Linked DNA regions of Homo sapiens: regions 1 and 2 are each linked to region 3. Evidence: chromatin loops called from intact Hi-C (ENCODE). Cell type or tissue: PC-9. All regions are shown on one strand.

Region 1 (8,000 bases), 290 kb before region 3:
TGTGGAATAAATGGTACAACTACTTTAGAAAATGGTTTGACAATTTCTTATAAACTTAAACATACACCTAACCTATGACTCAGCAATTCCATTCTTATTTACACTAAAGAGAAATAAAAGCCTATGTCCACAAGAGAAAGAAAGGTCATAACAGCTTTATATAACCCAAATGTCCATCATAATAACTATTCTATATGCTAGAAAGTTAAGTAGAGATCTGAAAAACATAAAAAGATCCAAATCAAACATTCATTGAGGAAAATGTAAGAATACAGTGCAAGATACACTGGATGCGATTACTGGCAGATTAGATCCTGCAGAAGCACAGGTGAATGAACTTGAAGACATCACAGTACGAACCTCCCAACGCAAAGCACACAGAGATGAGACAACCTAAATAAACAAATAAACAAGCATCAGTAAGCTGTGGGAGAACTTTAACCAACATAACATATGTGTAATGGAGACTGACGGAGAAGGGCAGGGAAGGGGGGATATTTGAAAAAATAATGGCTGAAACTTTTTCAAACCAGGAGGAAAACTATAAACCCACAGATCCAAGAAACTCAAGAAATTTCTTGGCCAGGCTCGGTGGCTCACACCTGTAATCCGAGCACTTTGGGAGGCAGAGGCGGGTGGATCACCTGAGGTCAGGAGTTCCAGACCAGCCTGGCCAACACGGTGAAACCCCGTGTCTACTAAAAATACAAAAAATTAGCCGGGCATGGTGGTGGTGCCTGTAATCCCAGCTACTCGGGAGGCTAAGGCAGGAAATCGCTTGAACCCAGGAGGTGGAGGTTGCAGTGAGCCGAGATCGCGCCATTGCACTCCAGCCTGGGCAACAAGAGTGAAACTCCATCTCAAAAAAAAAAAAAAAATATATATATATATATATATTTCTAGCACAAGAAATGTGACAGGAACTACCCCAAGGCATACAATAATCAAATTGCTTAAACCCAGTAACAAAGAGAAAGATCTTAAAAACAACCACGGGGCCAAAAGACACATTACATGCAGGGAACCAACCAATAGGATAACAGGTTTCTCATTGTTTTAAAAAATATAAGTGAGAAGACAGCAGTATAATAGGAAATACTGAAAGATGGACACAAAGAAGGGAACAGACACCAGGGCCTACTTGAGGGTGGAGGGTGGAAGGAGGGTGAAGATTGAAAAACTACCTATCGAGTACTACGCTTATTACCTGGAGGAGGAAATAATCTGTACACCAAACCCCCACAACACACAATTTACCTATATAATAAACCTGCACATGTACCCTGAATCTAAAAGTTAAAAAAATAAACAAAATAGAATAAAACAAAATACTGAAAGAAAACTTGTCAATCTAGAATCCTGTACCCAATAAAAATAGCTCTTCAAAATAAAAGTGAACCAAAAACTTCTTAAAATATGCAAAAAAAGATATACAATTAAAGCCCAAAAAAAATCATCACCAGCTGACACCTATGACATATTAAAGACAGTGCTTGGGCAAAAAGGACATGGCAGATGGAATTATGGCTTTACACCAACAGATGAAGAGCACCAGAAATGCTAATTACACAGGTAAATTTATGAGTTTTTCTTATTATTTAAAGCTCACCAAAAGATAATTAACTGTTTAAACAATAGTGTAATGTGACATGTGACATATGTAAAAGTAAATTTTCTGAAAAAATAGCACAAAGTTCAGGAAAGAAGAAAAGGAAATATACTATTGATGACAGCGGTTGCTACCATCACGCTGGCTGCAGCAGGGAGGTGAGGCTGGGGCTGCACTCTCCATGGAGCCGGTGGGAGCTCCACCCCTTCTGAGTTGGGGTGGGAACTCCCTGGGTGCCACTGCAGCTGCCCAAACTGCAGCTGTAGATCCAAGCCTCCCTGCGCTCTTGAGTGGGGCCAGGAGCAGGCAGGATCTGCCCCCCGGGGTGCAGCTGCAGCCACCATCCACGGCTGCAGACCTGGGCCTCCCACTCCACCACACAGGCGGGAGCTGGGGAAAAGCAGGAGCTCCCTGAGTGCAGGCAGCTGCAGCCACCCTCCCAGGCACAGCACCCAGGCATCTCTGCGGCCTGCACCCTCGGGCGCATGGGAAGCCCCCCCCCGCCCACCATCCCTGCTGGCTCAGGAGTGTCTATTCTGGCTGCCTGGCCTGTCTCCTCTCCCGGCCCCCCACCTCTCATCTCAGAGCGGGATTGGGGACAAGTACCAGGGCCTTGAATGGCAGCGGTAGGCAAAGTCCTGGGCAGAAGGGGGTGGGTCCTCAGTAAGGCCCCACCTTCAGGCCAGGGAGGGCCTGTAGGCTGGGGACGGGCTGCCAGTCCCACAGACTGGAGTGGGGACTCATGGTGCCTCTTCCAGCCAGCCCATGGCCGCCCATGGACCAATCAGCAGGCACTTCCTCCCCTCCAAGGGCTTTTCCATGTTCAGCCAGAGCAAGAGAGAGGACAGAGAGAATGGAGAGACCACAAGAGACCAGCTGCACAGAGGAGCTACCCTCTCTGCCGAGAGCTTCAGAGACCTGCAGAGATGTTGGGACTTCCAGCTGCAGAGAGGAACTACCCTCTCCAGGGCCTCCTCTCTGCTGAGAGCAGCAGAGGTCGGGATGACCTGCCTACAGAGAGGACACTGTGGGTCTCCTCTGAGCTGTTTAACACTTAATAAAGCTTATCTTCATCTTCTTCACCCTTCCCCGTCTGCCTATCTCATTCTTCCTGGACACAGGACAAGAACTCAGGCAAAGGTGCCACTGGCCACAGAGGTTTCCAGCCAGAAATTGGACACCCCAAAGATCCCATAAGACTATTATAAGGCTCTCATAGTATTCATGAAGTGGATATAATATCACTTGAAGGTAGCCTGTGATGTTACAGAGGTATAGTATAAACCCTAGAGCAACCACTAAAATCATGAATTATAGGTAATAAGCAAACAAGAGAGATAAAATGAAATAATAAAAATTATTCAATTAATCTAAATGGCAAAAGGAAGTAAAACAAAGGCAGAACAAACAATAGGTAGGAGAAATAGAAAACAAGTAGCAGTATGACAGATTCAAACCTTGCCATATTAATAATCATATTTATGTAAATAGTCTAAGTATCTCAATTATAAGTCAACAAAAGTTGTCAGATTTTATATATATATATATATATATTTTTTTTTTTTTTTTTTTTTTTTTTTGAGACAGAGTCTCGCTCTGTCGCCCACACTGGAGTACAGTGGCGCAATCTTGGCTCACTGCAACTTCTGCCTCCCAAGTTCAAGCAATTCTCTGCCTCAGCCTCCCAAGTAGCTGGGATTACAGGCACCCGCCACCATGCCTGGCTAATTTTTGTATTTTTAGTAGAGACAGGGTTTCACCATGTTGGTCAGGCTGGTCTCGAACTCCTGACCTCGTGATCCATCCGCCTTGGCCTCCCAAAGCGCTGGGATTACAGGTGTGAGCCACCGCACCTGGCCTTTTTTTTTTTTTAAAAGACAAAGGCTAGAAAAAAGAGGTACCTTGCTGATGTTAATCAAAGGGAAGTTGGAGTGGCTATATCAGACAAAGTAGGCTACAGATCAAAGAACATTACCAAGGATATAGAAAGTCCTCTCATAATAATAAAAGGATTGATTCATCAAGAACACCTAACAGTCCTAAACATTTAATCACTGATATGGCTTGACTGTGTCCCCGCCCAAATCTCATCTTGAATTCCCATGTGTTGTGAGAGGGACCCAGTGGGAGGTAACTGAATCATGGCGGCAGGTCTTTCCTGTGCTGTTCTCATGATAATGAATAATTATCATGAGATCTGATGGTTTTATAAGGGGGAGTTCCTCTGCACAAGCTCTCTCTCTTTGCCTGCTGCCATGTGAGATGTGCCTTTCACCTTTCGAAATGATTGTGAGGCCTCCCCAGCACGTGGAACTGTGAGTCCATTAAATCCTTTTTCCTGTATAAATTGCCCAGTCTTGGGTATGTCTTCATCAGCAGCATGAAAATGGACTAATACAATCACCTAATAAAGAACTTCATGGCCAAGCGCGGTGGCTCATGCCTGTAATCCCAGCATTTTGGGACGCCGAGGCGGGTTGATCACCTGAGCTCAGGAGTTCAAGACCAGCCTGGCCAACATGGTGAAACCCCGTCTCTACTAAAAATATAAAAATTAGCTGGGCGTGGTGGCGGGCACCCGTAATCCCAGCTACTCAGGAGGCTGAGGGAGGAGAATCCCTTGAACCCAGGAGTCAGAGGCTGCAGTAGGCCGAGATCATGGCACGGCACTCCAGCCTGGGTTGACAGAGTGAGACTCCATCTCAAAAAAAAGAAAAAATAAATAAAGTAGGGGAAAGAGTCCTGAACCAAGCAGAAGCCTTCACATAAGTTCTGATACCTACACTACAAGCTCTGTGGCCCAGGACAAGTCACAACCTCTCTTAAATAGAAAAGATATCCTCCCCCTCCTGTCTCTTAACAGCTATTGTAAATGACCAAACGCTGTATCATCTGTCAGTTCATAGGAATCACTGGGGCAGTTTTTAAAACAGCTGACCCAGGCTCCACCCCAGACCAATTAAATCAGATTACCTGGAGGTTGAATCAGAACACTGGAATGTTGTCAAACCCCCCACCCCAGCTCCATCCCGTGATTCTAATTTGCGGCCAAGACAGAACCACCACTGTATATAACCGACTATACTGTAAGTATCTATATACATTTAAGGTACTGTTATTATGTAGTTGTTCCTATGTCGGTATCTGGTTTTTTCAAAGAGATTGCATCCTTTCTGATAACACAGGTTGTGTGTTCAGTGCTCTGCAAAAGAAGGATAATGATGCTGCTAATTATGCAGTTGGTAACACTAGCTAAGTGCTTCTGTGTCATTACCGTAATCACCACTAGTCTACAAACCGTGATGGTGAGATGCAAAACCGAGATGCAGCACCACACAGCCAATGGATGAGGCATATGAGACTCAGGCCTCATATGCCTCAAGCCCCAGTCTCACGCTCAGACAAGAGTAGCATTCAAACACCTAACAAACACATCTCTCTATTGCAATGCAGCAGCTGGTACGTACTTTTCACTCGTATTGCAGTTATTTGTTTATATGCCTTCTCTCCTGTGCTATATTGCAATTTCCTAGATGCAGGACACCAGGCTCTTTCCCCTTTGTCCTCTTAGGGCCCTGCCCAGCGCCTGGCAGACAGTGGACCATGGACCCTCAATTAATATTTGTTGACCAAATGAATTAGCCACAGTCTGTGGGCCAAGGAAAGATACTGTGACCTTTCATTCCTCACAAATACCTTTATTCCAACCAGGGAGAAAGAGGCACTGTTTTCCTGCAGCTTTCTTGCCCACTGGTCCACAGCTAGAAAACTTAAAGAGGGAAACAGCATAAGCACTGTTGCGAGGGCTCAGCCATTTGAATTGCTGGATCTCTGAGGAGTTCATTTAGGATAGTGTAATAACATCTGCTCACGCTTCATCTGTACATAACATCTCTATTGTGAAATGAGACCAGACGGGATTAGACTGCCCTTGTTTTCACCTGATACTGTGCTTTCATTTCTCCCAAAGGGGGAGAGGAGGCAGCAATGCTGAAGCATTTAGCAGGCTCAGTTCAGGAATCTAAATTGCACTTAATTGTTAGGAACAAAATGTTGGAAGGGTAGAGAGCAGGCTGCTGGTTCCACAAGGACTCCCTGAGGGGGACACAGTAATTAGTGCTGGTCTTGATTGTGAGGTCTCTTTTGAGAAAGAAAAATCTCTGCAAAATTGAACAGGGAGGTGCTCCACATGAATGCTCCACTCTGCCGAAATGCAAAACCGCAGGGATCTCTCGGATAGGTTCTCCCGGCTAAAGGTCGCCCTGGCAAAATGGTTACACACGCAAAAGTGCAAAGCTGCATCAGCACAATCCCAGCTATGTTTTCCTTTCAGGAAATATTCAGCTCCACCATAGTAAGAGGATTTAGGTAGGCATTCAGGCACCTGGGAAACCTTCAGAGGCATTCTGGAGAGGCAGACACTGATCAAAAACACATTCCCAGCCCAACTTTACTCTGATGTTAAACAGCCAGGAACACTTCCGGGCCTCGGGGATATTTCCCAGCCCACAGGGGGCCGGTATCTGGGGCAAGAGGGACACCCTCCACATCCAACACATATTGTTCCCACACTTCCAGGCAGCAGCGTTTGACCACTAAACTTTAAAAGGGAACGCAGTACACCTCAAGTTAACCAGCTGAAATTTTGACAGTTTTTCACCCCACAGAACCTTACAAAAGCTTCAGAAAAACAAATGCAATAACTTAGGGAAAGGGAGGCTGAACCTAGCGGGGAGCCAACCAGCACCGCTCTGTTTAATTCAGCAATAACTTAGGGAAAGGGAGGCTGAACCTAGCGGGGAGCCAACCAGCACCGCTCTGTTTAATTCAAACACCGTGAAAGGCCGTCCTGTGGACCACAGAGCACCGCTGGAACCCATGCGGTCCCCAGGGAACCTGTAAGGATTCCTACATCCCAGCGCATCCCCCACTTCATTGCAGAGCTAAAATGCCCTTTACCTTTGCAAGAAACACGCGAGGGATAGCAGGTCTGCGCAATGGCCAGTATCCCAATTCCATTGCAGGGAAATGAACCCAAGAAGCCTTTTCAAGAGGCAGTTGAGTTAGAAAGAGCTAAGCCTGAACCCTCTTCCACGCTTACCAGAAGACGCCCCCACTAGGCAAAGCTCCACTGGCCCTCTCGCTCCTTGTCCTGCGCGTGCACACACAAGGGTACACACGCACCCACGAGGACTCAGGCACGGACCAGCGTACACATGCCTGCACACACAGACGCGCGCTCACAAGCACACACGCGTGGACGTGCAGACGGGGTGCACACACACTGACATACGCGCACTGACAAGGGCACACGCATACACATGAGCACAAGCGGGTACACACCAGCACAGCGTCCACGGGCACCAGTGCACACCCGGCGCAGCCCACGTGCGTGCAGCCCTGAAGGCGCCCGTGCCTCGCGCCCCTGGCCATGCACACCAGCTCCGGGCCGCACTCACCTGGCGCCGGCGCCGGCGCGACCGGGTTCCGCGCGCGAACCCTCCCGGTGGCCCAGGGGTCAGGGCGCGCAGCCTCATGGCTGCCCCTGCCGCCCGCGGGGAGCCGGGCTCGGCCGGGCGAGGGTGGCCGCTGACCCCTCCCCAGCGGCTATCTGGGGGGAGGATGCCTCCCGAGTCCCCTGCGGACACAAGTCCCAGGAAATGGCCAACACGGGAGGGGCCAAGGGCTCTCCGTGGCCGCCGGCCCAGGTCCCAGCCGCGCGCCGCAGCCTCCACGGCCACTCCTGCCCGTCAGAAGTCAGACGCCGGGAACAAAAGCCAGGCGCGAGCGCACGGTCCCGCACGGCGTCCCTCCATCTGACACGAATTAGCCCTCCCTCCCCCGCCCGCCCCAACCGCAGCTCCGAGCGAGCGCGGAGGCACAGGCTGAGCCGCCAAACACTGGGAAAGTGGGTGAGGAAACGCCTTCCAGGCGGGGGGAGCAGGATCTTGCAGCCGCCATCTGATTGGAATTACCGACGCGCCGCGCTTGGCGCAGGGTTCAGCTTTACTAGGATTTCAAACCTCTCCGAGAACGCTGGCGAGGTGCTTAAAAGAATCAAAACCGGGCAAGCTCTGGCTTTCGGAATTTCTAAATCTTGAATATTATCCAGTCAACTCTGCATCTGTAATGAGCAGTAATCTACACTACCCTGATAATCTACACTAGCAAACAGGGCATTTGGAGTGGAAAGCAGGTAAACACCGAGGCAGAAAGGCTTTTTTTCTAATTTGCTTCTTCTACTAAAAAACTAGGAGCCTGGCCTTGCAGAGAGGGACACGCCTAACCAGGTAAGGATTTCAAGCAAATATCAAAGCACAGGACCGCCCGGGGCCTTGCACACCTGGGGGCTGGGCTGCACCTCCCTATCTCCCAGCCTATCCCTCCCTCA
Region 2 (8,000 bases), 220 kb before region 3:
GTTTTCCCTGCTTCATGGATACGTACCACATCAGTACCCATGGCTGGCACCTGCCAAGTTTGCCGGGGCTCAGGGATAAAGGGTGGAGAGTGAAGGGAGGATGCTCGCTTTCTCTATTCATCACACCCTGAGTTTTTGCTGAGAGAAGGAAGGGAATGAGGGATGCCTCTATTCCCTGTCTTTCAGAATGGGCAACCCGTTCTCTTCACCACCCCCAGCTTATACTCCTCTGGAGTGTATCCTGAACCACTGGAACTGCTTGGACTCTCAGAGTCTGGAGGAAAAGTGCCTCATATCCCTCTGCACAAAGGTTTGGCCAAATTATGATTCACAGGAAAGACTGGCTTGGCCTCAGGGAGGAACCATTCATTTCAATACAATCTGGCAATTGGAACTTTTCTGTAGATGTGAGGGCAGGTAGTCTGAGGCTCCATATGTGTAGGCTTTCTGTACCTTGCAAGGACCTTTGCCGACAGTGTAGGATTGATCTAGCCTTCCTGTTTGCCATCTCAAGGAAGGCTGCAAGGGGCAAGCCCAGGGAAGTAAAGACACGAGTGCCAGAGGCACCCCCAGCAGAGGAGCCAGCTCCCTCAAACCCTGTTCCTCCAAGTTCACCCCTGCCTCCTTCTACAGCTTCAGCGTCTCACTTGCCCACTCCTAAAAATCCTCCCCCTAAACAAGCCCCAGTCTCACTTTTGCCCCTCCAACAAATGCCCAGTGAATTTGGGCCCAGTAAGGTCCAGGTCCCCTTCTCCCTACGGGACTTAAAGTAAATTAAGGAAGATCTTTGCAAGTTTTCAGATGACCCTGATAGATAAATAGAGGCTTTCCAGAATTTCACCCAAATATTTGAACTCTCCTGGAGAGATGTTATGTTACTTTTGAATCAGACCCTGATGGACACTGAGAAACAGGTCGCTCTTCAAGCAGCAGAGAGATTTGGGGATGAGCTTTGTGTCACATATAGCATCAGGGAAGGGGGTGAACATTATCCAACCTGAAGAGAAGCAGTACCAGTGAATGACCCTACATGGGATCCCAGTGACAAGATGGAAGATGAGAAGAGGAAACACTTTCAGGTGTGCATAATGGAGGGCTTACATAGGACTCTCAATTATACTAAGTTGTCCATGATTGACCAGGGATTTGATGAAAATCCCACTGCCTTCCTGGAAAGGCTAAGAGAGGCCTTGGTAAAGCACACCTCTCTATCTCCTGATTCAGTCAAGGGACGGCTAATCCTAAAGGATAAATTTATCACTCAGGCTGCCCCTGACATCAGTAGGAAGTTGCAAAAACCGGTCCTAGGACCAGACAGTATATTAGAGGACCTCTTGAAAGTGGCTACCTCAGTCTTTTATAATAGAGAAAGGGAAGCCTAGGAAAGAGAGACAAGATACAGGTATTCCCAGGGTGCATCTGTGAATTGCTAAGGATATGGCAAGAACAGCTATCTCTCTTCTAAAGTTTATCCGCTCCCATACAAGGTTTAATTTCTTTCACCAGGATGAAACAGCTTGGGGTACAATGTTGTTGTTAGTATATTTTACTTCTTGTCTCTGTAATCTTTGGCACTCAATTCTTTCCTTGTTATAATACACATGTTTAACTCATGCATTCTTAACCTTATAAAACTTGTTTTTTTCTCTCATGCCTAGAAACCCTCAAACTCCAAACCGTCAGGCAACCGGAGCCTCAAACGATGGCTCCCCTTTGCTAGGAACCCTTAGATAGACCTCTGGGAGGAGTCTGACTGCCGTTTTCCCCAAAACAACGCCCCTGTCAACAGGAAACAGCTAAGACCGGTCATCGTCCATATTCTAGTGGCAGTTAGATGTACCTCTTTAAAGGGGGGATATGATAAGGGAGTGCTGGGAAGGGAAGAGCGTGGTCCCTTTAAATGATACAGAAGCAGAGAGGGGAAGAGCTGGGTAGAAGAAGGCGGGTTCCTGGCTAGGGCTTCACCCCCAAGGACCTAGGTGAGGACAGGCACTTCTGCTTTCACGTCCAAATGTTGCAATTTCCAAGACCACCCTGGCCCACCACCACCTGGCCCCATCCTGGGCCTATAAAAACTGAGACCTTAACAAGGCAGAGACACACAAGCGACTGGACATTGTGAGGAACACATAGGTGGAAGAAGACACAAGCGGCTGATCGTCGAGAGCACGCAGGCAGAAGAGCACATTGACAGGCACCGGCATGCCCGCAGGCCATCAACTGGTGTAATGACATGGAGTTTGGCTGGGGCAGTCTGAGGAGAGCCTGGGCTGCCGAGCTGCCCAACTCCAGGGGAAAACAATTTCCCTCTGGCTCCCCTGTCTGCTGAGAGCTACTTCCACTCAATAAAACCTTGCACTCATTCTGCAAGCCCATGTGTGATCTGATTCTTCTAGTACACCAAGGCAAGAAACCCAGGGATACAGAAAGCCCTCTGTCCTTGAGACAAGGTAGACGGTCTAATTGAGCTGACTAACACAAGCTGCCTATGGATGGCAAACTAAAAGATCACCCTGTAACACACGCCCACTGGGGCTTCAGAAGTTGTAAACATTCACCCCTAGACACTGCCATGGCATCAGAGCCCCACAACCTGCCTGTCTGTATGCTCCCCTAGAGGTGTGAGCAGGGGGGCACCAAAGAAGTGAGCCACATCCCCATCACATGCCCTGTGAAGAGGACAAGGGAACTTTTCCCGTTTCAACTGCATTACAGCAACATAATGAGATACTGTCTCTTTAAAAAAGTCTGAAAACCACTAATCTACGGTTCTATTGGCGTGATTCACAGCTGAGAAAACTGGGGCTGCAGGACAGGGTGCTGAGCCAAGACGGGCACTGAGTTCTTTCTCCGGGTCAGAGCAAGCTCCTTCCTCCTCCACCAGTGTCTTTTCTCCTGACTTGTTTTCTGACCATTCACCCTGGGTTCAGCTTGGAGCAGGGCCTGTGTATTTACTGCTGAGGCCACATTAACTCTTAGCAATGATTAAATTTTGACATCTCAAAACCACACTTCCGAATGTCCCCTTCAGAGGGATGCAATGATAACTCCTGCAGACCTTCAGCAAAGGGATATTACTTTTGTGCCCCCTTGGTCCCAGTGTAAAAGTGTTGACTGAAATTAAAAAGGGGAAGTGGTTGTAATTCACCAGGGCCTTTCCTCTTAAGTGGGTCTTGACTTTAATTTCCACCCTCAAGGTGAAGGGCAGAAGGTTTCTCTGCAATTTCACATTAGTTTAACAAATGGTTTAATGAGCACTAAAATCAGTGCTACCCTATGTTGCCCAACCCCAGGAAGAGTGATTCACATTGAATAGAATGTGGATGCTGCCTGTCCCTGGGATGGTGGGGTTCACAGCTTTGCCTAAGAAATCTGTTCAGTGTGTACATTAACACAATGCACGGGGGGAAGGTGATTCACACCAATTCATGGGGGAAGGTGATTCACACCAATGCATTGGGGAAGACATCAACCAGGGGAGGAGACGGCCACATAAGGAAAGAAGCATATTGTGATATGGAAGGTAAAACAGAGGTGCAGGGTGGCCTGGAGGAGGAAATGACTGACACTGAGAGGGGTTTAGGGATGTCCTCATGGAGATGGTGACATCTGAGCTGCATTTTGAGACCTCTGCCGAAATCAGTCATGTCACACTGTGTGATTCAGAGCCACCTGTGTGATTCAGAAGCAGCTGGTGAAAAACACCGTGAAGCTTCCCACTATGGAGAGACCCTCTGACGACAAACTCAGGCCCAACTGATGGCAGATCCTGCTCAGCACACATTTGACAAAGCAAAGTTCACCTTGTTAGAAGTTGACACCCCCCACCTGCTCCTGTGCAGAGGTCCTGCATTCTTACACCCTGGCCAGAAGAGGTGTCAGAGTGGGGCATGGACTCTGTAAGCTGCAAAAGAAGCTGCCTGGGAGGAGTCAGGCTGGAGGTCAGCTTCTACTTTAAATTCTCTATGGGACACTGGTAAAACTACAGCCAGGATTCAATTCCAAGAAGGTTATCAGAGAGACAATCCAAGGTTTAGGTGCAAAGATGTTCAGGGCAGCATTGTTTATAATTATGAGAAATATAACAATCAGAAAACATTTCCTGAGGACACTATGGTCAGGGAGCAGTTTCTGTGTTTTAAAGGAATAGCCTGCTGTGGTTTTGAATAGTTGTGTCCCCTCTAAAACTCATGTTGAAACGTAATCCCCAATGCAACAGTGTTAAGAGGTGTGGCCTAATTAGGAGGTGATTGAGTCATGAAGGCTCTGACAACCTGATGGGATTAGATGCCCTTAGGAAAAGCCCTGGTGGAGGGAGTAAGTTCCCTGGTTGGCCCCTTTGGTTCCTCCCACCTTGTAAGGACACCATGTTCCTCCCCTTGGTCGTATGCAGCAATAAGACACCATTTTGGAAGAGCAGACCAGGCTGTCCCCAGGCACTGAACCTGCTGCGACCTTAATCTTGGACTTTTCAGCCTCTAGAACTGTTGATAAAATACATTTCTGCTCTTTATAAATTATTCAGTCTCTGGTTTCTTGTTATAGCAGCACAAACAGTCAAAGACATAGCCTATTGAGACAGGAATTATAATTGTTCCCATTTCCCAGGCAGCAAAACAGGAACTCTAAGAGGGCAGGTTTGAACTCAACCTGCATGGGATTGGCAAGGTGAAAATGATGGCTTCAGGCCGGGAGCAGTGGCTCACGCCTGTAATCACAACAATTTGGGAGGCCAAGGTGGGCGGATCACCTGAGGTTAGGAATTCGAGACTAGCCTGGCCAACATGGTGAAACCCCTTCTCTACTAAAAAAAAAAAAAAAAAAAAATACAAAGATTAGCCGGGCATGGTAGTGCACACCTGTAGTCCCAGCTACTCAGGAGGCTGAGACAGGAGAATCTCTTGAACCCTGGAGGGGGAGGTTGCAGTGAGCAGAGATCGTGCCACTGCACTCCAGCTTGGGCGACAGAGCGATAATCTGTCTCAGGAAAAAATAAATAAAATAAAATGATGGCTTCAAAAAATTTTCTTAGAAGATTTTGCTCAAACAATCTAAAGTTATGCAGAAAAGACATGCTTACATAGATAAAAACATGCTTAGAAGGAACCTTGGGCAGTGGGCATGGTGGCTCACACCTGTAATCCCAGCATTTTGGGAGGCCGAGGCAGGCAGATCACAAGGTCAGGAGATTGAGACCATCCTGGCCAACATGGTGAAACCCCATCTCTACTAAAAATACAAAAATTAGCCAGGCGTGGTGGTGTGCACCTGCGGGAGGCTGAGGCAGGAGAATCACTTGAACCCAGGAGGCAGAGGTTGCAGTGAGCCAGTGAGAGGTGAAGCCAGCTGGATTTCCTGGGTTGAGTGGGGACTTGGACAACTTTTCTGTCCAGCTAAAGTATTGTAAACACACCAATCAGCCCTCAGTGTCTAGCTAAAGGATTGTAAACACACCAATCGGCACTCTGTAAAAATGCACCAATCAGCGCTCTGTGTCTAGCTAAAGGATTGTACACGCACCAATCACAGCTCTGTAAAATGGACTAACCAGTGCTCTGTAAAATGGACCCATCAGTGCTCCGTAAAATGGACCAATCAGCAGGACGTGGGTGGGGCCAAATAAGGGAATAAAAGCTGGCCACCAGAGCCAGCAGCAGCAACCTGCTCAGGTCCCCTTCCAGGCTGTAGAAGCTTTGTTCTTTTGCTCTTCACAATAAATCTTGCTGCTGTTCATTCTTTGGGTCCACACTACCTTTATGAGCTGTAACACTCACCATGAGGGTCTGTGGCTTCATTCCTGAAGTCAGTGAGACCACGAACCCACCAAGAGGAACAAACAACTCTGGACACGCCACCGTTAAGAGTTGTAACACTCACTGCGAAGGTCCGTGGCTTCACTTCTGAGGTCAGTGAGACCACGAACCCACCAGAAGGAAGAAACTCCGGACACATCTGAACATCTGAAGGAACAAACTTCGGACACATCTTTAAGAGCTGTAACACTCACTGCAAGGGTCTGCAGCTTCATTCTTGAAGTCATAGAGACCAAGAACCCACCAGAAAGAATAAATTCTGGACACATGGAGATCGTGCCATTGCACTCCAGCCTGGAGGCAGAGGGAGACTCTGTCTCGAAAAAAAAAAAAAGGAACCTTGCAAGAAGTAAACATGTTAATGGTGACAACCAGGATTGTCCCTTGGGGGTAGGATTACTGGCAATTGTTAAGGCACCTTAGACTTTTCCTTCATTTTCTAGTTTCCCACTGTGGGGTTACATTACTTTCATGATGTGAAAAACCCATGCTACTTGCCAATGACTTAAATTATATATTCGACTGGGCACAGTGGCTCACACCTCTAATCCCAACACTTTGGGAGGCTGTGGTGGGCAGATAGTTTGAGCCCAGGAGTTCAAGACCAACCTGGGCAATACAGTGAGACCCCATCTCTACAAAAAATGTAGAAACATCATCCACAAAATATGTAGAGACATCCTCATGCCGGTAGCCCAAGCTACTCAGGAAGCTGGGACAAGAGGTTCACTTGAGCCTGGGAGGCAGAGGTTACTGTGAGCCAAGATCGCACCACTGCTCTCCAGCCTGAGTGATAGAGCAAGACTCTGTCTCCAATAAATGAGTGAATGATATGTTCTTGCAGTATTGGACCTGTTGGCATCTAAATATCTCACCTCAAAGATTATAGAAGTGCTGTTCTGGATGTTGCTATCCCTGTGAAACCTTCTCCAACCCCCGCCCTCCCTCCTTGGCTTAATTGCGGATACTGTTTCCAAGTAAAGCAAATTTCATTTCTCCAAATTAAAGTGACATGAAGCAGGTTTTTCACCCTGGTCAGCCCTTGCCACATAGTTGGGATGCCAGAATTCTTTCAAATAGCATGGAAAGTCCCAAAGACCAAACTAGAGTTCAACCTCTAAGTAAATAACTTCTCTTGCCAACATTCCTTTCTGGGGTGAGCCTTCCAATTTTTTTCATGCAAGTCAGTCTGTAAACTCTGCACAGCCAGCCTGGTGAGGCCCTACAGTAAACAGCGCACCTCCACTCCATATACGTGATTAAGGAGCTGGGGTCCAGACCTCAAAGTGTCCTCAACATGCGTTCAGGAAGAGCCATTTGTTACCTATGGTAGACTGCTGAAGCTGATGGTGACTTACTTAGAAAGTAATGAAACAGGACAGGCGCAGTGGCTCACGCCTGTAATCCCAGCACTTTGGGAGGCCAAGGCAGGTGGATCTCCTGAGTTCAGGAGTTCGAGGCCAACCTGACCAACATGGTGAAACCCCGTCTTTACTAAAAATACAAAAATTAGCCAGGCATGGTGGCAGGCACCTGTAATCCCAGCTACTCGGGAGGGTGAGACATGAGAATAGCTTGAACCTGGGAGGCGAAGGTTGATTGCGCCATTGCACTCCAGCCTGGGCAACACAGCAAGACTCTGTCTCAAAAAAAATAAAAAATAAAAACAAAAGTAATGAAACAGGCCAGGTGCAGTGGCTCAGGCCTATAATCCCGGCAGTTTGGGAGACCGAGGCAGGTGGATCACGAGGTCAGGAGATTGAGACCATCCTGGCCAACATGACTTTTTTTTGAGACAAAGAAAGAGAGAGAGAGAGAGAGGGAGGCAGGGAGGGAGGGAGGGAGAAAGAAAGAAATGAAAGAAAAGAAAGAGAAAGAAAGAGAAAGTAATGAAATAGCAGAGGCAAAGTGATGTCTCCAGCAATGGGGTTCTCATTCCCTTTCCTACTGATGCCTGTACTACTCTGGTTAAAAAGAGTAAACTCACTCACAACCCTGGGCCCTCCATCCTGTGTGCTGCAATGGAGTGAAAGTTTGGAAATTCCAACTAAGAAATTAAACATTGAGCAAAGAGTCTGCTTTCTCCAGTATTGGGTATAAAGTCAAATGGCATTAGGGCTGAGGGCCTCGTATGGCATCTTTGCCTGGGTGGACTGGCTGGTGCAGTGAGTTCAGGGTACAGAAGGC
Region 3 (8,000 bases):
ACCCTGGAACTCACTTTGCTCCTTAGTAGCAGGAGATAAGAGAGAATGGCGGGTGAAGCACTTGTTCATTTGCTCACTCCATCAGTCACTCAACAAACATTACTATGCAACTACTAGGTGTCAGGCACTCTTCTAGGCACTGGGAAACAGAAAATCAATTCTCTGCCCTCCTATGGGGAAACAGGCAACAAATAAGACAAATAAGCAAACATATACTATGTTGTGACAAATATGAAGGAGGAAAAAAAAAAAGCAGGAAAGACAGGCAAGTGGTGGGGTAAGCAGATGTTCAAGCAGCCATGGAAGCTTCAGTAGGTGGTGATGTCTAGCAAAGACCTGAAGGTGAGGGTGGAGCCCGTGGTCATCTGAGAGAGGGTATTAAAGGCAGAGGGGACGGCGAGGGCTTCCGCAAGCCTGAAGGGTGGGAAGGTGTCGGGGCCACAGGGCTGGTGCAGAGGGAGCGCCGGGGCTAGGGTAAACAAGGGAGGCTCTGGGACACACAGACCAAGACCCAGTCCTCTCTCTGCACTGACTGCCGACTGGGCGCAGCATGTGACTGGCCTCCCAAGATGCCTGTGAGTGGCAGATGTGAAGACATAGATGAAGTGCAGTGTTGGCACAAACACTAGTCTGTTTTCTTTCCAATTAACTTCTTCATTATGTTTATAGATATGCTTCATTTTTCCACCAAGGAACTGATTTAAGGGAGCACTGAAATAACATCAAATGAATGAAATTTATCATTTTTAGTTTGCTCAGACACTGCTATAAAGCCACATGCACAGGCCAAGGCTGTGCATGGCAGCAGCAGGGTGTCCATTTGGCTCTGAGCTACAGCCAGAGGCAAAAGGATAAAATCAAGTGTTCCTACGAGAAAGCAAAGTACCTCTCACCTAACTCTAAAAAACTTTCTCATACATAGCTTCCCATGAAGAGTCACTGAAGAATGGAAAGGATGGGGTGCTCATCAACATGCCCTCAGCAAACAGAAATGGCTCTGATGTGGCTGTTTCATCCAGGTTTCTCTCCACAAAAAGGGGAGACCAAAATAGTTCTCAGGAAAAGGAATTTTGTCATAAGGTGAGAAGAAGTTAGAAAGTCACCCAAGTACACACAGTTGAATGCCTGGTCCAGCACCAGATCCAGACTACTCCAAAGAATGAACACACTATGAATCATTCAGATGATGGCCATGGCTTTGGTAAACGAGGCTTGAGAGCAAAGTTGGGCTGTAGACAGCAGGCCTGGAGCCGACTCTTACTGTGAGAGCCAATTTTGCACAACTCCTCCCAACTCCATGTTCAGTGATGTCACATTGGTGGTGTGAAAGACCATGGTGGTTCCGGGCGTGGTGGCTCATGCCTGTAATCCCAGAACTTTGGGAGGCTGAGGCAGGCATATCATCTGAGGTCAGGAGTTTGAGACCAGCCTAGCCAAAATGATGAGACCCTGTCTCTACTAAAAATACAAAAAATTAGCTGGGCGTGATGGTACGCGCCTGTAATCCCAGCTACTCAGGAAGCAGGAGAATCGCTTGAACCCAGGAGGCAGAGGTTGCAGTGAGTAAAGATCATGCCACTGCACTCCAGCCTCAGTGACAGAGTGAGACTTCATCTAAAACAAACAAACAAACAAACAAAAAAACCATGGTGGGAGGATTTACACCACGGAAATTGGCTGGCAGATGCTATAAATCAGTGCTTTTGTTCTCCAGTTATTAACTGTTTCCAGCACACCACAAAGACTATGTTTACAGGTAAGGTGTAGAACGGACACTCCACTGTTGATTCAGAGCAGATTTTGCAGATAATTTAGAAAAAGTTTTTAAAAACCTGATAGTCATGACAATAATTGGACAATATTAAAAAAATCAAAGACAAATAAATGTCACTAGTGTATAGAGTAATAAAGAGATGCAGTAGCCTCAACCAATAATCTGTATATACTATAAATGTGTTCGAAAATTTCCATATGGCTGGGCACGGTGGCTCAGGCCTATAATCCTAGCACTTTGGAAGGCCGAGGTGAGTAGATCACTTGAGGCCAGGAATTTGAGACCAGCCTGGCCAATATGGCTAAACCCCCGTCTTTACTAAAAACACTAAAATTAGCCAGACATGGTGATGGGCGCCTGTAGTCTCAGCTACTTGGGGGGCTGAGGCAGGAGAATTCCTTGAACCCGGGAGGCAGAGGCTGCAGTGAGCCGAGATCGCGTCACTGCACTCCAGCCTGGGCAACAGAGCAAGGCTCTGTCTCAAAAAAAAAATTTCCATAGCATGTATGAGTAAAAGTCTAGTGAATTAATTTATCTGACTGGTTTTATTTCTTTTTTCTTACGAAGAAATGATCTCTTATCCTTTCAAGTATTTGATCTTCATTGGTTTATACATCTTTAGAACTTAATCTTTGCAGGTCTTTTATTGGGTGCTGGTTCTTAACTCTGGACTTCTCTACAAGTTTTGTCAAACTATCAAATGCAGAGCAAATTGGAGGCCTGCCAGAGCACCCAGAGGGTGGAATGAAGCAACAGAGAGGCATCAGGAAAGGAGAACACAGATGGAGACAGAGATGGGAGGCATAAGGTGAGCAGATACATCTCTGCAAATATTCACGCCAAAGGAAAGGAAGAATGAGCCAGGGGGCACAGAGATGCAGTGAAAAGGGCGGGAGGGTAGGAAAGAGGCAAAGGATGGCTGGAGGTGAATTTTCAACAGAGGAAAGTGTTGAGCATCTGCTGTGGGAAGCAAGATGATTTGACGACAAACATTGTACATTTATAGCAACTAATATGATCCATTTTCTGTGTTTTTAAAGAATAAAGTATAGACATTATAGCCATGTTGAGTTTGCACCACTTTCGGGGAAATGGTATCACTTCTTGACACTTGCTTCCCTATTGGAATAACATTAAGAAACTAAGTTAAAAAGCCCTGAAAATAACCCAAAGCCAAAAGGCCCAATGGCCAGACTGCAGACATCTCACACCTCACTCCTGGCACACCCAAAGTGCAGGTAGTGAACCAAATGAGCCAGGAGTATTCTGGCCCTGTCTGTATTAGTTACCGCAATTATATAAAATAAGCCCACAAAGCTGGCTAAACAATGCAAAAGATAAAATCAGCTGTTATTTTACTTTTATGGCACTTGGATAGAACGCTTGCTTCATTGATTGGTGCTTTATTTGCTGGTTTATTTTTTGTTTTATTATTTTTTTTTGGAACTTCATGAAGTCTTTCATAAGTTCAGAAACACTTCAAATACAACTTAAATATGGCAAAATCCAAGAACGCAATGACTACTCAGTAGTCCAGTTCCCTCCCTTTATAGATGAAGATGCTAAGTCCGAGCACTTGCCAGAGTCACCTGGCAACCAAACATGAGTTGGGGGCCCAGTCTCGGAACTCTGTTTCATCCATTTCCACTCCTGGGCTTATTTAGCTTCTCTATCTGGAATGCTAGTAAATGCCAAACCCTAAGTTGTTGTTGATGTTTCAGGATTAGGTATTGGGGGCTAGGGGGTGAGACGGAGAGGGTCCACTTTAAACATTCCATTACCAACCAGGATACTTGAATATCCCTGCCTGGTGGCCAGAGCACCCAGAGGCAGTGAGGTTTTGCATCCCTATGGGAAACATAAGGTCTATGTAAATCCAGGAGTTGTGAATGTGAGCACATCAATCTCATGTGCACCTGAGAGATCTCACAAACATTATCTCAGCTGCGATATTTCTGATTTGAATATCAAGAAGCAACAATTCATATGAGAAATATGTCAAATAATGTTGACTTGTGAAATGTGAGATGAAAAATAAACTAGCAAAAGCCAGAGGTTTTTCATGTTTAGATTTCCATTTCCATTGAGGACCCAAATTATCACTTTGTTTTGCACACAGCACCACCTACTGGCACAGGCTGTGCACTTGCACGGATAGGAGAGCTGAAAAGTTGGTCATGGATGGAAATAACTGCTGGTTTCACAAATGAGGAGGCAGAAAATTCCACTTAATTTCACTATTACAATGCTCAGCAGAAAAAAAAAAACAAAACAACTTGGATTACTGAGCTACAGAACACCCAGACTCATAGCACTGGGACTTCCAGGTCTTACCTTACGAGTGGGTCACAACACTGACAAAGGGGACAATATCCATTAGCCATTATCTTGCTGCGTATGAATAACCCTCTCTCACAAAAATAAAGATAAATATGTTCTGAAATAATTGATAAGATTAAATTGACTTTCCAGCCACTCACTTCTGCCAAAAAATCCAACCAAAAAGTATTTACGTCAAATTGAATTACTTAGTCAAAGGCAACAAACACACTGATAGAGTTGCTGCATAAATGTGTCTTTAAATATTCACCAGAGTAAATAAGGTAACTCCTGGAACACACTGAATTATTGTATTTACCAGCATTGAAATCATAGCAAAGAACCAATATTATTTCATATCATGCACTTTATAATTCAAAGCCACACTGCCTTGAAAGGACTATCAGACTGACTGTTTGTGGCAGGTGAAAATAAAGCCTAACCATGGATTCAAGAACAACTCTCAAAAAAAAGAAGACTACATTAAATGCACCTGTTGATGACAATATGCATCCCAATTTTAGAAGCACTGAGACATGGAAAAGAAATATGACACAACAAAATGCTATCATGCTTGCCTTTGCCTGGTGGTATCACGGAAATTTTTCTGCTTTACACTTTTCAGTTCTGCTAGATTTACCTATGATCAACATCTACTACTTATAGAAAGAAGGAGGAAGAAGCAAATGAACAGCTTGAGAAATGATCAAGAACTTGAGAGGTGTTAGAAACTGAAGGCCGGGCGTAGTGGCGCACACCTGTAATCCCAGCACTTTGGGAGGCCGAGGCGGGTGGATCACTTGAGGTCAGGAGTTCAAGACCAGCCTGACGAACATGGTGAAACCCCATCTCTGCTAAAAATACAAAAAAATTAGCCAAGCGTGGTGGCACATGCCTGTAATCCCAGCTACTTGGGAGGCTGAGGCAGGAGAATCGCTTGAACCTGGGAGGTGGAGATTGCAGTGAGCTGAGATGGCGCCATTGCACTCCAGCCTGGGTGACAAGAGCAAAACTGTCTCAAAAAGGAAAAAAAAAAACTGTTAGAAATTGAGTGTCAGTTATTACGAACTGCAACCATAGGCTTTGATAGAAGAACTCTGAGGTCTCCAGCAAAAAAGAAACTGCAAGACCCTGTTTTGGCACAGAACTTAAAATTCCTTCAAATATCCTTGTTTTGCTATTTACCCCAAACGAGATGCTAAGAACGTGTCCAAAGTCTGTGAATGGAAGGGGGTTTTATTACTACCAGGGAAATGGTGACAATCTTTCCAGTATTTCATATGTGGGATGTGAAACATGGGGAAGGTGCACACAGGCTATGGAATAGTGCAATGGCCCCAGATCTGGAAGAGTTACCCAAACCTCCTACCTTGTAAATTCTTTCCGGATAGCTTGATTGAGGGAGTATTCATCTTGGGAAAATCTCCCATATATTACACACAAAAGCAGAAGCAGCATGAGGATGTCCATGGAAATGTCTCTGTAAGAAGAGTTTTTAAGTTAGCATCCATACAGACCCTGTATGTAGGTACCTGAGTGCTTCAATTTGCAAAAGATTTATTATTATTATTATTATTTTTGAGACGGAGTCTCACTCTGTCACCCAGGCTGGAGTGCAGTGGCACAATCTTGGCTCACTGCAACCTCTGCCTCCTGGGTTCAAGCGATTCTCCTGTCTCAGCCTCCCGAGTAGCTGGGACTACAGGCACGTGCCACCACGCTCGGCTAACTTTTGTATATTTAGTGGAGACGGGGTTTCTCCATATTGGCCAGACTGGTCTAGAACTCCTGACCTCAGGTGATCCACCTGCCTCAGCCTCCCAAAGTGCTGGGATTACAAGCGTGAGTCACCATGCCGGGCCAGAAGATTTTAAATGAAACTCGGCTTTTAAATCCCTGGGAGAAAATTTTTGTATAATAGTGTGAGATGTGTGTTGGGGTTTATTTATTTATTTATTTTGCATATCAATATCAAGTTTTCCCAGCACTTTTTTTTTTTTTGAGGCAATCTAGCTCTGTTACCTAGACTGGAGTGCAGTGGCACAATCTCAGCTCATTGCAACCTCCCCGTCCCCAGTTCAAGCGATTCTCCTGCCTCAGCCTCCTGAGTAGCAGGGATTACAGGCACCCACCACCACGCCATGCTAATTTTTTGTATTTTTAGTAGAGATGAGGTTTCACCATGTTGAGCAGGCTGGTCTTAAACTCTTGATATCAGGTGATCCACCTGCCTTGGCCTCCCAAAGTGCTTGGATTACAGGCATGAGTCACCATGCCCGGCCCCCAGCACCATTTTTAAAAGATCATCCTTTTTCCATTGGATCATCTTTCTCTCTCTGCCAAAAAATCAGTTGAGCATATTTGGGTAAGTCTATTCCTGTGTTCTCTATTCTGTTCCATTGATTTGCGTGTCTATCTGTCCCCAAATATCATGCTGCCTTGGTTTCTGCAGCTGTATAGTATGTCTTAAATTCAGATAGTGTGCGTCCTCTGACTTTGCTCATTGTTTTCAGAATTGTTTAGGCTATTCTAGTTCCTTTGCTTTCCATATAAATTTTAGAATCAGTTTGTCAATATCTGTAAAAAAAAGCTTGTGGTATTTTGCCGGGCGCAGTAGCTCACGCCTGTAATCCCAGCACTTTGGGAGGCCAAGGCAGGCGGATCACGAGGTCAGGAGATCGAGACTATCCTGGCTAACACGGTGAAACCCCATCTCTACTAAAAATACAAAAAAAAAAAAGAGCCAGGCATGGTGGCAGACACCTGTAATCCCAGTTACTCGGGAGGCTGAGGCAGGAGAACAGCTCAAACTCGGGAGGCGGAGGTTGCAGTGAGCCGAGATCGCGCCATTGCGCTCCAGCCTGGGTGACAAAGTGAGACTCCGTCTCAAAAAAAAAAAAAAAAAAAAAAAAACAGCTGTGGTATTGCATTGAAACTACAGATCAAATTAGAAAGAATAGACTTCTGAACATTACTGAGTCCTCCAATCAATGCACACAGTCTATCTCTCCATTTATTCAGATCTTCCTGACTTCTTTCATCAGTGTTTTGTGGTTTTCAACATACAGATCCTGCACACGTTTTCTTAGACTTACATCCATGTACTTCATTTATTTGGTGCTGTTGTAAATAGTATTCCTTTTTAAATTTCAATTGTTCATTACTGGTATATAGGAATATAATTTACTTTTTTATATTGACTTGTGTCTTGCAAACTTGCTAAATTCACTTATTAGTTCCAGAACCCTTTTTTTTTTTGTAAATTATTTGGGATTTTCTGCAAAGAAAATTTATGTCATTTGCCATTAGATGGTTTTATTTCTTCCTTTCAAATCAATACGTTTTTAACTTCTTTCTCTTGCCTATTGCATTGGCTAGGACTTCCAATGTGATGTTCAATAGGTGTGATCGGAGAGGACATTTTTGCCTTGTTTGATATCTTAAAAAACATTCGATATCTCTCTATTAAGTATGATGTTAGGTGTCGAGTTTTCATAGATACCCTTTATTAGCTCAGGGAACTCTTTTCTATTCCTACTTCTAGTCCTAGTTTGCTGAGAGGTTCTTTTTTTTGGATGAATTAATGTTGAATTTTATCAAATGCTTTTTCTGCCTCTATTGAGACGAGCATGTGGTTTTTCTTATTTAGTCTATTAATATGGTGAATTACATTAATTACTTTCCTCCTCGTGTCTCTTCCAGTCCATAGGTATCATCTTTATTTATTTTTGCTTCTTTGCGATTTATTTGTTGAGCAAGTGGTTATTTGTACTATAGATTTCTGTCTTGCTTTCCAGGGTGATATCAACATACTCTTACTGTAAACTACAAGTTGGCAAAATAACTTCATCAGATTAAGATTGGACTGTTTTGGGTAGGTTGCCTCATAGATGATGGTGTTTTCCCA

Evidence for each region. A loop is a pair of places that touch in the nucleus more often than their neighbours do. Peaks named below come from ENCODE experiments on the same cell type or tissue, not always from the same donor. Only the 100,000 strongest peaks of a DNase experiment are listed, where the experiment ranks them.
Region 1: a loop joins it to region 3, with 5 times the contacts of the local background. A loop is called at or near these places in 3 of 110 quality-filtered maps.
Region 2: it touches region 3 in a loop (9-fold over the local background); 3 of 110 quality-filtered maps call a loop at or near these places.

The regions. Positions count from the first base shown.
Region 1 is chr7:47,529,962-47,537,961 of GRCh38, forward strand. All of the region lies in intron 1 of TNS3 (tensin 3), which reads right to left. Among named protein-coding and RNA genes, the nearest start is that of TNS3, 48 kb to the right of the region's middle. RefSeq lists an enhancer at 6,814-7,687. In PC-9, a CTCF peak has its summit at 4,884; DNase peaks (open chromatin) are centred at 4,580 and 5,530; H3K27ac peaks cover 3,461 bases.
Region 2 is chr7:47,598,180-47,606,179 of GRCh38, forward strand. No RefSeq gene overlaps it. Among named protein-coding and RNA genes, the nearest start is that of LINC01447, 20 kb to the right of the region's middle. RefSeq lists an enhancer at 2,882-2,971. In PC-9, no CTCF peak of the experiment used is centred here; DNase peaks (open chromatin) are centred at 2,802, 3,412, 4,302 and 6,952; H3K4me3 peaks cover 3,357 bases; H3K27ac peaks cover 7,354 bases.
Region 3 is chr7:47,815,614-47,823,613 of GRCh38, forward strand. PKD1L1 (polycystin 1 like 1, transient receptor potential channel interacting) reads right to left here. Exons shown (of 57, transcript NM_138295.5): 46 at 5,463-5,573. PKD1L1-AS1 (PKD1L1 antisense RNA 1) reads left to right here. Exons shown (of 4, transcript NR_161269.1): 3 at 2,413-2,582; 4 at 3,894-4,234. Among named protein-coding and RNA genes, the nearest start is that of PKD1L1-AS1, 24 kb to the left of the region's middle. In PC-9, CTCF peaks have their summits at 3,910 (motif pointing left) and 4,118; DNase peaks (open chromatin) are centred at 1,126 and 3,828; H3K27ac peaks cover 1,533 bases.